Linked DNA regions of Mus musculus: region 1 is linked to region 2. The links are chromatin loops, found by intact Hi-C in ENCODE. Cell type or tissue: left cerebral cortex. All regions are shown on one strand. Region 1 holds the start of Eif2b4 (eukaryotic translation initiation factor 2B, subunit 4 delta). Region 2 holds the start of Preb (prolactin regulatory element binding).

Evidence for each region. Hi-C counts contacts between places; a loop is a spot of excess contacts. Peaks named below come from ENCODE experiments on the same cell type or tissue, not always from the same donor. Only the 100,000 strongest peaks of a DNase experiment are listed, where the experiment ranks them.
Region 1: a loop joins it to region 2, with 2.5 times the contacts of the local background. A loop is called at or near these places in 3 of 42 quality-filtered maps.

What each region holds. Positions count from the first base shown.
Region 1 is chr5:31,191,818-31,194,317 of GRCm38, forward strand. Eif2b4 (eukaryotic translation initiation factor 2B, subunit 4 delta) reads right to left here and starts at 1,322. Exons shown (of 13, transcript NM_010122.2): 1 at 1,176-1,322; 2 at 765-808; 3 at 336-471. The coding sequence starts at 1,206. It overlaps Snx17 (sorting nexin 17), which reads left to right and starts at 1,487. Exons shown (of 15, transcript NM_153680.2): 1 at 1,487-1,648; 2 at 2,052-2,126. The coding sequence starts at 1,586. In left cerebral cortex, a CTCF peak has its summit at 1,245; a DNase peak (open chromatin) is centred at 1,345; H3K4me3 peaks cover 2,359 bases; H3K27ac peaks cover 1,427 bases.
Region 2 is chr5:30,959,393-30,961,892 of GRCm38, forward strand. It overlaps Preb (prolactin regulatory element binding), which reads right to left and starts at 935. Exons shown (of 9, transcript NM_016703.3): 1 at 579-935; 2 at 1-20. The coding sequence starts at 713. In left cerebral cortex, a CTCF peak has its summit at 976; a DNase peak (open chromatin) is centred at 948; H3K4me3 peaks cover 1,391 bases; H3K27ac peaks cover 1,166 bases.

The sequences.
Region 1 (2,500 bases), 230 kb after region 2:
CTTTTATCTATTTTTTTTCCCTTTCTTGACTGAGGCTGGAATTCATCAGAGATCCACCTGTCTTTGCTTTGGCCTTAGTTTCCCTTTTACCTTATCTAAGTTTTTTTTTTTTTCCTTTTTTGACTGAGGCTGGAATTCATCAGAGATCCACCTGCCTTTGCTTTGGCCTTAGTGCTGGGGTTAAAGGTGTGCTGTAAGCCACCACCAGCCAGCACCATCAGGCTCTGCCTTCCAAGTAACCGCTTTTGTACTTGCTCAAACCAACTTTGTTCTATCTCCCTTTGCAAATCCCTCATCCAGCATCCTACCCCCGGCCGTTTAAAGCGTCCCCGCACCTTGCCGTTGAGCTGCAGACACAGCAGAGCCAATTTCTTGGTCTGCCCCCTTTTCCTCCTTCCGTTTCTTCTTCTGCTGTTTCTTTTCTTTTCGAAGCTGAAGCTTCTCTTCTTGGGTCAACTCCCGCCCTGCTGCCTGAGACACAGACACGGGAACTGCTCTACCCCAGGCCATTCCAAAGGTTTATCAAGATGCTTACTAGATTCCCCCAAGGTTAAGTTCCTAACACTCTCTGACTTCTGTTACAAGTCTACGTAAGTAAGGAGAGAAACTTCTTCAGTCATAGTCACACACCGTTAAGCTCTGTAAAATCTCCCAGTTCTACTAAGAGATGAACTGAAAAGGATGGGAGATGGGGCCAAATGAAGGTGACACAGCTTTCTGTGTAGCTCTTGACAGGCGACTTAGGAGGTCTCTCCCTCACTTACCCCGGGCCGAGGAGAAAGTTCAGTCTTCATCTCGGATCTCGATTCTGCATCAGAAAACAGGGCACAGAGTGAGCCAGACAGGCTCCGGGAGGACTTGGGGAGACTCGTCGGCGCAGCTGGCTGCTGGGTTGGCATGACCACAGCTCGGCTGCCGGGCGCGAGGCGCTCTGGGATCCGCGTGGGGACGCACTGCGCGGCAGGATCAAAGGACAGGCGTGGGAGGAAAAGGGTCAGTCACCCTTCTGGGAACAGCCGGCAAGCAGCACCCTGCTGCGCCCTAGATCTTGTAAACCAGAGTCCCGCGACGTGCAGAAACCCGGCGGCAAGGCCCAAAGGCGCTCCGGACCCCGCATCAGCGATCCAGTGTTCATCTGCTCTTCTACCACTTGGTGCATCTAGCCCTTCACTCACCTTCGCGAACAGCCACCGCCACCGCAGCCATGACTGTGGGTCCTAGGCTCCTCCCGCCGAGGTCACTCACACTACAGCGCCACCTGGGCTGCTGGCTCCCCTGATGCCTCCCGCGGAGTCAGTCCCCAGCGGACTACAACTTCCGGCGTGCACTGGGTCCCGCCCAGGACTACGGGTCGCGGTGAGGACCAAAGGATGTTGGGTTCCCAATTAGGAGCGTCTCCGGCGCTCGACTACAGCTCCCAGCATGCCGAGGTTGCTGCTCGCAGAGCCGTCATCCTACAGCCTTCCCACCTCGGAGTTCAGGCCCACCAAAATGGCGAGCTGGGCTGCGGAGACGCGCTGAGTGGCAGAGGCAAGCGAGCAGAGGCGCTGCGAACCTGGTAGTACGGAGCTCTGCCTTAGGGAACATGCACTTTTCCATTCCTGAAACGGAGTCCCGCAGTGGGGACAGCGGCGGCTCCGCCTACGTGGTGAGGAGGTGCTAGAAGCTGGGCCAGGGCGGGGATAACGGGCCGGAGCTCTCGGAGCGGCCTCCAGCCTTCGAACCTCACTGGAAGCCATCTCATGTCTCAGTTTCGTACTTAAGCCACCCCAAGCTCCAATAGGTTCTTCTTTCCCCGGCCAGGCCGCGACTGCTCTGGCGGTGGGCACTATTGTCATCTCCGGGAGGGATACTGCCGCACAAGCGCCCGAGTGTCCTCGGGACTGGGCCTTCTGCTTGAAACCCGGCCCTGGGGGAAAAACAGGCTAAATCCCGGGAAGTCTCGGAGCGTTGCGCAGACGGATATGTCAGGCAACTTCCGGACAGGTTTCTGGGGCAAGAGGTGGTTTGCACGTCGATCCTGAGATGTTTGCCTGCTTTTGTGTCCTCAGGCCTATAACATTCACGTGAATGGAGTCCTGCACTGTCGGGTGCGCTACAGCCAGCTTCTGGGGCTGCACGAGCAGGTGGGACTAACAACCCTGTCTAGATGCAGCTTCAAGCCCTTCCATACCCACGGACATTAATCCCCTTTCATTACATCACCCTATAATCACTGCTACAGTGGAAGGTGGACTTTGTTAGCGTGACATTTCCGGAAACTCTCTGAGCGGCTTGTCTCTCACAGTTCCTGTACTTCCCTATACTCACACATCCTTCCTTCTCTGAGCTGTCTCCTTTTTCATCCTTTGCCCCTGCATGGAAAAACTGAACCCTGTTAGTCAAAGCACATTCCTTCTGGCACCTAAACTATAACTTGGGAATTCATTCCCCGGATTAATACAAACCATTCGCTGCTTTCCTTGTGTGTTCTTGGTCCCATCAGTGTATAAGATGTCCA
Region 2 (2,500 bases):
AGCTCTAGCTGCAGAAAATGCTGTGAGGGAACCAAAGTGGGCAAAGGTCAGGCCAGCCCGGAAGTCACATTAAATCCTAGTCTCTCTCAGTTGTACTTTTGCTTCCCGCACCTCCAGCTCTTATTTTTTGTTTTTTTTTGTTTTTTTGTTTCTTTGGTTGTTGTTGCTGTTGCTTAGAGCTGTATTCTCTTACTGGAGCTTCTTAATTCATACAGCAAGCAGGGTTTAGATTACTAGGTCCAGTTTACAGAAAGAAAAGAATTCCGTCTCCAGCTGCTTGAAGATGGACAAGACAATGTGCCTTCCTGGAAAAGGCCAGCGTATGAGCCCTGGACCAGCTCTCGTAATCCGGCGTGGACAGTCCTGGATTCGCAGACCTGCACAGCTTTCAGTCTAATTTTGGCTGTCTCAACCACTCTGCTCAGGTGAAACCAGCACCCGAACGGCAATCCTGGGTGCTCCCGCTAGAAATGGGTAGGGACTAAATCAGGGGTACTGCTCACCTCTGCATCCCCCGGCCACCCTGGAATCTCCCTGGGCCACGGTATAACCTGTTCTCAGTGGCCCTGCGTTCTCACCACGCCATTCTTTATGCCGGTCTTGGCAGCTCCTCCTCCGCCCGCAGCGATGAGCAGCCCAGTCTTGGGGTCTATCCGAAGCGCGTACAACGGGAACGGGGCCCGGTACAGCTCCACACCCCGGCGCCGACCCATCCCGCCCGCACGTTCACCGCCAACCCCGCGGAACCCACGACATGCCGCGCCTCGCCTCCGAAAGCTCAGGAACTTGGCGCTAGAGTTTTCCGGAAGACTGCCGACCCCTCTCAGCACTGGACTTGCCACCACTCAAACCACCGCAAGCAGCCGATCTGCGCCCGCGCGGCCGACTGGGTCTTGCAGGCGTTCAGTGCGCACGCGCCGAGCTCCTGGGCTCTCTCTGCGCAAGCGCAAGACGCCAATCCGCGTCAGCACTAGCGGGACGCGCTGTCACGGAACCCTGGCGTCGGATCCGGGTCCTAGCCCCGAATGACGATGAAGCTGCCATCTTTGTGTGGGGCGTGGGAGGTGGGGCTAGAAGAGATTACTGAAGATCAGTAAATCGAATTAAAAAGTTCTCGGACTGGGACAGTCCCCACTTCAGGAGAGATACACAGCAGACTCGTACAAGCCGGGCCTTTGTGTGTTACTCCAGGGAGGAAATGGGTTCTCCCGGGTTGTGTGGAGGACAGACACTCCAAAACAGATTCACTGCTTCCTAATATCCTAATATGAAGAAATCAGTCCCCACTTTGAGAGCATCCTCCGCGGTTGATTGGACTCTTTCTTATGGCTTGACATCCACTTCTGGAACATCGAACTCATGGGACTGGCAAGACTTGAGACTAGGCACAAAAACCCACAAAATCCCAGATAAACCGGGCTATTTGGTTACCCTACTATTTAAGTGTTTTTGGAACATGTTCACATTATAGAGATGTAAGGACCATTATTTGAATATGGTTTATATTTTAGTATTTGATGTCTTTTGCGATTCATAATGAGCCCCAGTCAACCATACATGAATTTATACTACCATGGTGTCTTTTGGACCCATATGCAGCTGAACAAACCACGTGATTAGAAGAAGCCAATTTTAGGCCCATTTACTAGCCTTCAGGGAGGAGAGAGGAACTTGACACTGAATTCAGTCACCAGTGGCCAGTATGTGCCCATATGATGAAATATTTGTTTTTAAAACAACCCTAGACAATAGGGATCAATGAGCTCCTGGGTTGGTGGTCTCATGTAGGTGCTGGATGGATGGATGGTGTGCCCAGAGAGGGCAAGGAAGTACTGCATTCTTCACCCTTTATCCTCCATGTACCTTGCCCTACACATCTCTTCCCTTCTGCTAATTCTGAGTTCTATTCTTTATGCTAGAAGAGAAATCCTAAGGAAGATGGAAGTGAGCTCTGTGTGCTGTTCTGACAACTTACCAGACTGACAGAGGAAGTCACAGGGACTTCTGCTTCCCAGCCTGTTATTTAGAAGTACAGATAGATGGTCAGGACTCAAAGCTGGAGACACTGGAAACGATCCTTTAGGATCAGTCCCTTTGATTTATGGGATCTATCCAGTGTGAACACCTGTGGGTGGGTGGTGTTAGAAATTTCGTTCCATTGTTGGACAGATACCTAGTTGGTGTCTTAGAATTGGAGATGTGTCTGAAAACACTCCATATTTGGTTTCAGAGATGTCCTAAGAAGCAGAACTTCTCACTGTGTGAATGAAAAATGACTAGGCAAACTCCAGTTCACACTGGCCGCTTCTCTTATTTTATGTCAGTTCCTGTTTGTAAAACACTGTTGAGCAAGTGAAAGGAAGGTCGCTAAGCACCTGGCAGCCAGGCTCTAATGCAGTTGTTTTGGTTTGATGGTCATTTCCTGTTGTAGATATTATCTACCACATACTCTTCCCACCCAAATTCCTCCAAGTCTAGGCAAGAACATCATGTGCTATTT